2 separate regions of the Homo sapiens genome follow, and region 2 is linked to region 1. The links are chromatin contacts, found by POLR2A ChIA-PET in ENCODE. All regions are on one chromosome and are shown on one strand. Each heading gives the region's core, a stretch centred on a gene start or an enhancer-like site at or near the end of the contact. The rest is flanking DNA. Distances are from core to core; before and after follow the strand shown. Region 1 overlaps ENAH (ENAH actin regulator). Region 2 overlaps EPHX1 (epoxide hydrolase 1).

Evidence for each region. ChIA-PET counts read pairs that join two places held with the same protein, here RNA polymerase II (POLR2A).
Region 2: POLR2A ChIA-PET joins it to region 1 with 11 read pairs in PC-9. The contact joins two enhancer-like sites. POLR2A ChIA-PET finds 5 or more read pairs at or near these places in 3 of 52 experiments (H1, PC-9 and Panc1).

Annotation. Positions count from the first base shown.
Region 1 is chr1:225,505,344-225,511,044 of GRCh38, reverse strand. ENAH (ENAH actin regulator) reads left to right here. Exons shown (of 14, transcript NM_018212.6): 11 at 3,028-3,094. Among named protein-coding and RNA genes, the nearest start is that of LINC02765, 40 kb to the right of the region's middle. RefSeq lists an enhancer at 1,458-2,657. Within about 2 kb of position 2,349, at least 13 of the 41 ENCODE cell types and tissues checked have a DNase peak (open chromatin) inside an H3K27ac peak, as active enhancers do.
Region 2 is chr1:225,841,479-225,847,179 of GRCh38, reverse strand. EPHX1 (epoxide hydrolase 1) reads right to left here. Exons shown (of 9, transcript NM_001136018.4): 7 at 4,706-4,814; 8 at 2,557-2,682; 9 at 1,617-2,034. The coding sequence ends at 1,833. TMEM63A (transmembrane protein 63A) reads left to right here. Exons shown (of 25, transcript NM_014698.3): 24 at 1-146; 25 at 248-1,644. The coding sequence ends at 140. Among named protein-coding and RNA genes, the nearest start is that of EPHX1, 34 kb to the right of the region's middle. RefSeq lists an enhancer at 464-1,274. Within about 2 kb of position 1,250, at least 17 of the 41 ENCODE cell types and tissues checked have a DNase peak (open chromatin) inside an H3K27ac peak, as active enhancers do.

The DNA.
Region 1 (5,701 bases), core at 1,100-3,599:
AATTTTCATTTTTTTAATTTTTTTGAGATGGGGTCTTGCTCTGTTGCCCAGGCTGGAGTGCAGTGGTGCAGTCTTGGCTCACCGCAACCCCCACCTCCTGGGCTCAAGTGATCCTCCCACCTTAGCCCCCCAGCCCCCTAAGTAGCTGGGGCCACAGGCACATGGCACCACTCCTGGCTAATTGTTTGGATTTTTGGTAGAGACAGGGTTTCACCATGTTGCCCAGGCTGGTCTCAAACTCCTGAGCTCAAGTGATCCACCTGTCTCAGTCTTCCAAAGTGCTAGGATTACAGGCGTGAGCCACAGTGCACCACCTAGAATTCCTTTTTTTTTTTTTTTTTTTTTAAGTACCTCTGAAGTTTTTGTTTTTGTGATTGTAATCCATCTTTTCACCACTCCCCCCATTCCTCATTCTTATTATTAAATGGTGACTCTTCAGTAGGTTGATTGCTATACCATAATTAACATCATGGCTTTGTTTTCCCTCTGAATAGGACTCAGTTTGTTATTTTCATTAAAAATTCACTGGTTTGTGACCCACTTATTTTAGCTTTATCCTTCTTTCTGTAAGCCAAAATTAATTGTATGTACTCTCATTAGTACCGCATAGATGTTGTAAATCCGAACCATATTTTGGGCTCACAGAACCTTTAGAATATGATGAGAGCTATAGATCCTCTTTCCAGGGAGGAAAATTGTATTTTTATTCAGATTTGTTCATAATTTCAGAATATTCATGAATTTCTTGAAGGTTATCCATGGACTCCAAGTTAAAAATTCCTTATCTAATATATAATCCCTTATATAAAATATGAAAAACTAAGGCACAGGTTTTGTGTGTGTGTCATATATATAAAATCAAAAAGGGCAGGGCCTGTTTTCTCACTTGTTTCATTCCGTTTTTAAACTGACATTGTGTCAGGCACCTGAAGTGAAAGGTACAGGTCCTAAGCCCAAAAAAACTCATGGTACAGCTGGGAAGATGAGACACACAGGTGTGAAGTTAACCTTTTTACAACCACTTGTTGAATACTAAGTAGTGTGTCACAGAGGGAGGAAATGACACATACGAGTCACCTGAGTCAACTTTGTAGGGAAAAGTGACATCTTAGTATTCCTTGAAGAGTATTTAGTTTGGCTGAAAGTGAGGGGAAGGTGTGATATTTCAGGATGTAAGTATAGCATGAGCAAGGTATGGAGTTGGAGATGAGCAAGAAGAGATTAGGAAATAGGAAATAGACTAGAACGGGGAATTCTTTTTGAGGAATATTGTAGGGAAAAGGTTGAAAATATGAGTTAGAAACAAAAATGTTGAGAGCCTTTTATAAAATTATCAAGAGTTTAGACTTTATCCTGCAAGTACTGAGTTCAGTGGACATTTAATCCACTGAAACTGTTTGAGGCACATTAAAATGGCACTTGTGATTTTCCCATTGAAACTAGGGAGGATTAAGATAGGCAGACCAATTAGGAAGCTCTATACGCATGCCAGTAAAGATCCTCTGAAGGGAACCCAGCCTTGCCCCTCCTGAAACACACCCGAGCTCCTTAGAGAGAAGAGGCCCTTGCTTCTCAGCTTCCACAGGGCCAGCTGAACCAGATGAGCCCTTTTAAGACTAAAAGATAGTTCTGGTTTGGCTGATTGAGAAAGGACCTCAGCCAGCTGTTAAAAGGTAGCACTTGCTACATCTTAACCACTTTGGAATTACTCCCTCATCCTTCCACCCGCCGCCTCTTTAGTGACAGTGTCCGATGACCGTTCCCTTCCCTGTCCCGGTGTCCCTCAGTTTCATTCAGGACTTCCCTTTTTTCACCTGCTTGGGCTGGTGTCACTTGGATATGTTTCTGATTCGGCCTGTCCCAAACCCCATCCGATTATTTGATCTTCCTGGTCAAGTGTGGAACTTGACACCACTGTGGCGGTCATTGAGAGGCTGTGTTAGCTGTTAGAATACAAAAGAAGGAATATAAAAAAGAAGGAATTTAGTTGATGAGGAGTAAAGCAAGATCAATAATGACTTTAAGGTTTCACATCTAATGCCTTCATGCAACAAGAAATCCAGAACCAAAAGCAGGGCTTCATGGAAGAGTGTGAGTTTATTTTTGCGTTAAGTGTACTTTGAAGAGACGGTAAGCTACCTGAGAATGTGCAAAAGCCAGCTGAGGAGCTGCATTGGAACTCAGAGCAGTTTTAGTTAAAACTATACAATGAGATCACAATTCATGAATAGACTTCATTCTCCTGTGGCCCAAATTCTTTCCTCCATGAGAAGATTCCACTTCTGATTTTACCCAGTCATGTAGTGAGGCCAGTGACAGCATCAGTGAGTCAGCCCAGATTAGAAAAACAATTCAAGCACAATAGACAGCCAACTAGTGAGTCACTGACTACATAGTGTCTTTTGTAATAAGAGCTTAGAGCGAGCTTGTTTATATTTAACTGGAATAATCGGCTAAGGCCCAAGAATTAATTGTTTAAGAATCAAGGAAGTACAATAGAATTTCAGGATTCTGATATTTATTTTGAGTTGTTCCTATTTTTTTCCCCAAGAGGGACTATTTGGATTTAGATTAAATGTTGAAATACATGAACATATTATAAGTTATACTTACTGTTTTTATCATTGGCACTAAAAAATAATTTAAAACAGTGTCGGTAATACTATTCCATTTTAATTAATTGAACTATCCTAATTTTAAAATTATCCTACTTTATTCTTACTGTCCTTTCTTTGTTAGAGAAACTCCTTACTATCCTAAGGTTATAGAATCATAATATTTTAGACTTAACAATGTAAGTTTTCCTTGGAAACTTACTGTACTAGCTTATAATTTCTTCTCATTTTAAGGTCTGGCATTGTGCAAATTAGAGTCCTTACAGATTTCAATTAAAGTTTAGAATTTAAATTTTTATTTATATTACTACTATGTAAACAGGTATAATGAGATTTAGTATTTTGTTATTTGTTTTATAATAACTCTGGAAGCATTTATTTATTTAATAGCTTTTGTTTTTTATTTTTAAAGAACCAACAAGAAAACCTTGGGAAAGAACAAATACAATGAATGGCAGCAAGTCACCTGTTATCTCCAGGTATCAATTTTTTTCTCTAAGTTTTATATTTTATTTGTATAAAAAAAAATTAATGCATTCTTAGTGTAGAAAAAAATTGAATGGTAAGAAATTATACAGAGGAGCCCATAAAACTCTCGTGATCCTCCTAGTATTGGACAACCACCAAGCCTCATTATATATTACTCATCTACATTACTAGTGATTGATAAATTCTACCCTACATTTATTAACCAGATGATCTGAGATTTTAAGATAGCTTTCTTTTTCCCAATTTGTATTTTGAAAAATTCAAAACTACAGAAAAATTAAAAGGATAGTACAGTGAATATGCGTATACCCATTTCCTAGGTTTAACAGTTGTCAACATTTTGCCCCACTTGTCTTAAATATCTACCTATCCACACTTTTTTCCCCTCTGATTAGTTTGAAAGCAATTCACAAATAAGAACTGTTTCACCCTAAATACTTCAGTGTTTTTTGGAAGAACCAGGACATCTGCTATGTAACCACAATACCATTATTACTCTCAAGAAATTTAACATTAAGCAATAATATTATCTACTATAGTATATAGTCACATTTCCCCATTAGTTCCAATGACATAGATTTTATGTATATATATTTATGTATATATATAATTTTTGGAGCCTTTTTTAAACCTGAATATCAGCTGGAGAGAAAAGAGAGCAAAATAAAACATACATCTTTGAATTTGTAAAGTAGAAACATGTATTTCCCTATCTCATTTGAAACTTGTAAGTGTAATCAAGTTAGAAAAGATAGTATCCAGAAACAAGGCTAGTTAATACTTGTTTCTACAAGTACATGTGGGCATATTTAGGCAAATTTGTTCTTCCTTTAGCTAGGCATACTTTATTTTCATGACTAAATTTATATCACAGCTCCTGAACATAGATGAAACCTTTTCTTGGTTTATGAGACAGTTTAAAGGACTTGTATTTTTCCCAGAAAAAAAAAAAGTATGTATTTAGAAACTAAAAGGTATTTTGTCTTTTCTTTCTGAGCTATTTGCCTTATTTTTGTCTCGTAAAAAGCAACTTGACTCTAATTATAGAAACCTAATAAAGATAAGTACAGGGATAGACTTTATATTATCACAGACCTGTTCTGTGTTAGTCTAAGTCTGAATTTGGATTTGGCTTCCTATGTGGTTCTTTCTGCTAGTAGGAAAGAAGATTTGGTAGTGACACAATTGTTTAAGCTCCACAAAGAAACTAGGCCTTTTGGAATGTATAAAAGCTTTTAGTTTCTAAGTGATTGAAAGATGATCATATTTTACTTTAGAAGAAAGGGGGAATTGCTTTTGGTGGACATGTGTTTTCAGTAGAGTAGAAAAATTGCACATTTATGTTTCTCAGACTCCTAACTGAGATGGCCTTCTAACACATCTCTACTAGTTACGGATTTTCTTCAGTAGCACATTATGAAGTGCTGATTTATTAAGCCCATAACAAGGAGCTGGCTAGGCGTGGTGGCTCATGCCTGTAATCCCAGCACTTTGGGAGGCTAAGGTGGGTAGATCACTTGAGGTCACGAATTTGAGACCAGCTTGGCTAACATGATGAAACCCCATCTCTACTAAAAATACAAAAATTAGCTGGGCATGGTGGCGCACACCTGCGATGCCAGCTACTTGGGAGGCTGAGACACAAGAATCACTTGAACCTGGGAGACGGAGGTTGCAGTGAGCTGATATCGCGCTATTGCACTCCAGTCTGCAGACCTGTCATGTGTCATTTGTCCTTTCTCTTCATCATGCTTCATTGATCTGCATTTCACAGTGAACTAAAAGCTAAGCCTACGTTGATGGCAGAAGTCATGTCTTAGAAGGGACATGGACGAGGTTCTCCAAATGGAATACATTCTTTGATGTATTTGGTCCATTTAGTAAAGGAAAAGTTGTTCTTTGAAAGATTTTTTTATTTTTCCTAATTCCAGGGTAGGGAAAAAAAGATTTTTTTTTCAGACTTGGAAATTTAATAAGTGCTCTAAAGGTCACCATTTTGAAAATAATTTTATATAGATGAGTTGAATCTTGATTCTTAATATCCAGTAGTGCACCATAATCATGTTCCAATTCTGTTAGGTGGTTTTCCTTCCCTTTCCCAAAATAGAAATTCTGGAACTCCTGATTATTTCCTGACCACTCATATATCTTTTGATAGATTTGATCCAACTACTGATATATAGGTTTTAAAATTTCACCAAAAGCTGTTTTAAACCATAAAGGATTTTTAAAATATGTTTAAAAGAGTAAGAACTATATTGCTTTTCTTCCTAAGTTATCTCTCCTGTTCCTTCGGAAAGCAAGTGTATTAAGTATGTCTTATCCTTGCATTGTAGTGAAGGTCCCCATTTCTCTTTGGAATAGCTTTGTCAAAATTACGTTAGTGGTAAGATGGATTAATGTCCCATAATATGCATGAGATATTGCATATTGCTGTATTTGTTAAGTGAATATGTCAGAGTAAAAGCAAGACTGTTTGGTTAAAAATGCTTTAAACTATGACTGGATTATAACGTTTGGGAAGTTGGTGCATTCATCTGTGGTTATTAAGACCTTACAGATCTTGTATTCAAGATGGGAAAACTAGTCCTTTACAT
Region 2 (5,701 bases), core at 1-2,500, 340 kb before region 1:
CGGAGAGGACAGCACTGTCTCCGCAGCAGCAGCAGCAGCAGACCTATGGTGCCATCCACAACATCAGCGGGACTATCCCTGGACAGTGCTTGGCGCAGAGCGCCACGGGCAGTGTGGCTGCTGCCCCCCAGGAGGCCTGAGGCTGGGTGAGCTGCTGGCTGGGCCAGGCTCAGGGGAGCCTGTGGGGTGAGAAGACAGGTGAAGCGGCCTGACTCCCAAGTTCATGACTTCTTCCCATCTGTTTTAGGTCTCACTGCTCTGAAAAGACACAACCAGAATGGCCTGGGGCTCAGGCCCTTGGCTGAGTGGGAATGCGTTGGGACTGCCCAGCTGAGCTATCAGGTGCCCATCTTTTCTGGTCCCAGCAGTGGTGAGGAGAGCACAGGCAGGCCTCGCCCCTCCCTTGCTCACCCAGTTTCCCCTCCGGCACAAGCTTCCAGCTCTGCAGCTGGGGTGACATCCCCAGTGGTTTGTCGCCAAGACCATGTGGTGGACTTTTCGCCCCCCAAACTGATGAGTCCGGGAGAATATATGGAGAGAGAGATGTAACAAGGGGAAGGCCTCCTCCCTTCTGAGCACACACACAACCGATAACCAAAGAGATGCTGCAGTCCAGGTCTGAGGTCCCGCTGGCATCCAGCTCCCTGCTCCATGGCCAGTCCCTCCCCAGCCCAGCAGTCCCTCCAGGCTACATCCAGGAGTAAGCTATGGGGAACAGGTTGGGAGGTGGCCAGTGCTCCTGCCAGCTGTGCACACATCTCTGTATCCCGCTAGAGTTCTGTGTTTTTGTATCATGTTGTCAGGGACGCTAGCTGGGTCAGGGTTACCCCATAGCAGGCAGGGACAAGGACCACTCATAATATGCCCATTGGACCACAGTTAAGATCCAGCCTCTCTCACCTCTTCAGGGCTGAGTGCATGAGTCTGCACCTCCAGGCAGGCTCTGTGCAGTACTCACCCCCTCCGTCTGCTCCCTCCAAGGTGTGGGGGTGGGCAGTGCTCAGGGCCTCCTCGGAGCCAAAGGACAGCATGGTCGGCACAGAGGAAGGGGTACCTGGGCTGGGTGCAGGGCCATCCCACTGCCCTTGAGCTGTGGCTCTGGCAGGAAGGAGGGGCAGCCCATCCCTCTTCTCCCTCCTGGGGATTCTGGGGAATGGGATGCAACTTAAGACTTCTGCCTGAGAAGCCTCCTCCCTGCTGCCTCCAGGGGGCACCAAGGCACAAGCCTGTGCAGTAGGGGCGGGATGGGGGTGTGGAAGAGCAGGTCCAGGCTCCTAGCACAACTGGCCTGGGGCCTTGGCACCTCTGTAGGCCCTGCCTGTGCCTGTCCGCTGGCCTGGGGGGCCTGGGCTTATCTGGGCCTTCTCACTCAGGGACTCTCTTGACGCTGACTTGCCCCCGCAGTGGTGGCCAGTGCTGCCTCTGCTCCAAGCTGCCCCTGCGCTGGGAGGGGTGGGGGCGGTGCCATTGGTCTGGTGCAGCATAGCCCTGGCCAGTGGCCTCATCCCCAGCAGGCCTCCCGTGCCTCTGCCAGCAAGGAGGGGCCGGCCAGCTCTGCTTGCACAGGGGGCCCCATGTGGGGTCAGCGCACGCTCATGTCACTGAGTTCCAGCCGCTTTTAGAGTAAAGTCGTTTATCATCAAAGCCATGTTGCTTACCACACGGAGTTGGGGGTTGGGGAGTGAGCTTGGAGGGGTGAGGGGGTGAGCGTGGGCTCCCAGCATGGGCAGGGGACGGAGGCAAACTCATTCCTCAGAAAAGGGGTATCTTCCCCAAGAAAAGCCTGGAGGGCACTTGTGGGGGGAGGTGGCAGGCGGGGGGAGAGGGGTGGGTCATTGCCGCTCCAGCACCGACAGGAACTTGCGGATGTCCTGGGCGAGCAGCTCCGGCTCCTCAAAGGCCGCAAAGTGGCCCCCACGAACCATGTAGGAATAGGAGATGAGCTTTGGGTACTTGAACCTCACCCACTTTTCAGGCGTGTGCAATAGCTCAAAAGGGAAGGCAGAGAAGCCAGTGGGCACATAGACCTTCATCCTGGAAGTGAAAGAGCCGACGGAGGGGTGAGGCTGTGGCCCTGCGCCCCTCCGTCCTGCACAGCAGGGGGTTAAAGCGCCTGGGGGTGAGATCAGCTGGCCCACCCACAAGGAGCCATAAAGAAAAGGACAAATCCAGGGTCTCAACCGCTCTCCCCTCACTGAGGGCCTTCTCTTTTCTGGGAGGGCCACCCAGGCAGGGGCATGGGACAGCCTCTAAATCCCCACCTTTGAGGGTTTCCATGTGAGACTTGGAAATCCCAGAACCATCAGTGCCACTCCAGACCAGCATCCTAGACTGGGGAGCGGTACTGAGGGCCGCCCGGGAGCCAGGCACCTGGTCCCTCCATGAGGGCTTTCTCCAAACACCTCGACCTTTAGTGTTCCCATCCAAGGGCCCCTGGGGCACCTGCAGGCAAGGCTATACTTATCCCACCACCAAGTGCCCTTCGTGGAGCCCAAGACTGGCCGTCCCCCTGCCTCCAGCCTCAGAGGCCCCTGTTCTCGGCTCAGCCAGGCTCACCGCTCATGCTTCTGGGTCATCCAGCCCTGTCCCAGGTTCTCCTTGTAGAAGCGCTGGGAGGAGATGATGGTGCCTGTTGTCCAGTAGAGCATGACGTTGGTCAGCAGGTCGTCCAGGGAGAACTTCCTGGGAACGCAGAACACAAAGCCCCACTCTCAGTGCCACATGCAGTTGTGTGACAAAGGGCAGCCAGAAAGTCCTACAAATGCCAGGCCCTGCCCATGCGGCTTCCCTCCTCAGACCTCATGCAACGTGTGTGGTATCCTCGTGTCACAGGCAGGCTGCGCCCAGGGCACTAGACTGGAGCGCATGGATTTAGTTGAAGTGTCTCTTATCACCCCAAGGTCCTCCCCCCACCCACCTTGCCTCTACACACCTGTCCCCTCTCTCCTGCCACTGACCTCTCCTCCCTCCCCTCAACCCCTGCACCGTGAAACTGCTCAGGGCACCAGCTACTGTGGTGACCACATACCAGGCAGCATGTTCTAAGCTCCTTACCTTCTTTTAATTCATGTTTTCCTCTCAACAGCCTATGGGACATAGGTACTATTATCTCCATTTTACTTATTAAGTGGAGAATCCAAACCTAGCCAGCTTGGGTCCAGGATGCATACTCCACAGCCCCCACCCCACCTTCCACTTTCCCCAGAGCACGCCCTCCCAACCCTACCTTCCTCACTCAAACCCTGAATCTCTAGCAACAGCAGCAGGGAGCAGGGACAGAGATAAAGGGAACAGCCTTTTCAATGTGATTTTGGTGGCAAAATGAAAACTGGTCAATGAAAACTAGTTCCAGTATACACATCACCTCTGTGAACTGGATTTCTGCAAGTTGGCCAAGTGCTTCCATCTCCCTTTCAGCTCTGCCCGCAGCTTGAAAACGACCACGACCACCATTTCCACCCTAGTGTATTCCTGTTCTTTCTAGAACACAGATCTGATCCTGTCTACCTCCTGCTCAGGGATTTGGTGCTCCCTGTAACCCGGGGCCAGAGCTGCAGGAGTGGCCTAGTGGGATAGTCTGGTGGGGCCTCACATCTTGCTCCAGGTATCCGTGTGCAAGGAGCAGGCCAGACCCCCTGCCAAGGTGGTCTTGCAGAAGCTCCATCAACCCCTGTGTCCTGCTGAATGTAGGGCAGGGGAAACAGATCCCAGACGAAGGCCCTGCTGAGGCTCTTGGAGGAGGTGAGGACCTGCCTGCAGGAATGAGTTTGCTTTTGATCTGGCCCCAGTGTACCTGCTTCAGCCTCTGGACAAGCCACCCTTTCCAAGCACCCTTTCCTTGCATTTTTATTGCTTTTCTCTTTGCCTAAGTTTCTCTCCTCCATCCAGCAAACTCCTACTTATCCTCCAAGGCCCAAATCAGATACATTCTCCTGGTCATTTCCCCTCTCTGCCGCTTAGACAAAGAATCCTCCTTCCACTGGACTCTCACAGTCCTTTGCGCATTCATTCAACATCTATGTACTGGGCTCTCCCACTGTTCACCCGGCATTGTTCTAGGTGATGGGGCTACAGCATGGCCAAGACAGAGTCCCTACCCCCAAGGCAGGATTCAGTCTCATTTTACTGTCTTTCCCATCCCCAGCACTGTCTGGTCCTGTGTGTCACTGAAGGAATAAAGGGATGGGCCCTGGAAAGGGTGGGTCAGAGCTGACCTTGGTGAAGCCTGAGTCAGGCCACAGAGCTGGGAGTCAGGCATGTAGAGGATACAGCCTCTAAGGCTCTGAGAGATTAACAGCCTCCTGTCTTTCTGCGACCACCCTCCTGGAACACGCAGTCACGTGACCCTGATGCCAGGCTCTCCAGGGAATCAGGAGGAAAAGCCCAGGTGCTCTTGACAATAATGTGGTGCCTGCTGCCCTGTGGGCTCCCTAATCCCCAGAGGGGCCTGTTCAGCAAAAGGAGCACAAGCAGGTGAGCCTGCATCCTAGTCTTGACCATGCACTGTGAGGCTGGGAACAACCCACCAGGCCACCTCACCCAAAAAATGCAGCTACGTTGGTCACAGGGTGAGGATTTGTAAGAAAGCCAACAATAGAATTTGCTGAGTGCCCCATGCAGAGCAACCAGACAAGGGGATGAAGAGGGTGAGGAGGTTGGCTGCTGGGACCAGGGTCATGACTGCAGGGGCAAACCAGGGCCTCACCTTTCCAGGCCTCCATCCTCCAGGTATCGGAATTCCGTATTGGTCCAGGTGGAAAACTTCTCTAGAATATAGGCAGCCAGACCCACAGGAGAGTCATTCAGAGCAGAGCCTGGCGGGGAGCGGGGAGCAAGGGAGAGACTCAGGCCTGGGGACCAGAGAGCTGGAGCTTCAGGTGTGATGTGTGGCACTGGCCGCAGAGGGCGGGGCTGTGTGCAGGAAGCCACGTTCGAGCACAGGCCTGCCTTAACTCCTGGGTGCTCACATGCCTCGCTTCCTTAACTCTGCCTCGGCATCCTCATCTGATAAACAGGGACGATACCTTCCCACTGTCTCCCAGGGCCTGGCACACTGCCTGCTCAGCTTCCTTCAAACTGAAGGGCCTACGCCTCTGCATTTGGTGGGGTCCCAATGAGAAGTGCTGTTTTTAAAAAGGCGGGGTTTTTCAGTCTATGTGCTCTGATTCATGAAAAATGAGAAGCCACCTAAAAAAGTCTAAAATAGGGGATCAGTTACAAATATTGATATACTCATAAGCCAAAATACTGTACAGTCATTAAAAATGGCTGGAACAGGCTGGGGGCATTGGCTCATGCCTGTAATCCCAGCACTTTGGGAGGGTGAGAAAGGTGGATCACCTGCGGTAAGGAGTTCGAGACTATCCTGGCTGACATGGTGAAACCCCATCTCTATTAAAAATACAAAAAAATTAGCAGGGCATGGTGGTGCATGCCTGTAATCCCAGCTACTTGGGAGGCTGAGGCAGGCAAATTGCTTGAACCCGGGAGGTGGAGGTTGCAGTGAGCCGAGATCGTACCACTGCACTCTAGCCTGGGCAACAGAGCAAGACTCTGTCTCAAAAAAAAAAAAAAAAAAGGCTGGGACAGTGGGACAGGCTGGGTGCGGTGGCTCACACCTGTAATCCCAGCACTTTGGGAGGCCGAGGCGGGTGGATCACCTGAGGTCAGGAGTTCGAGACCAGCCTGGCCAACATGGTAA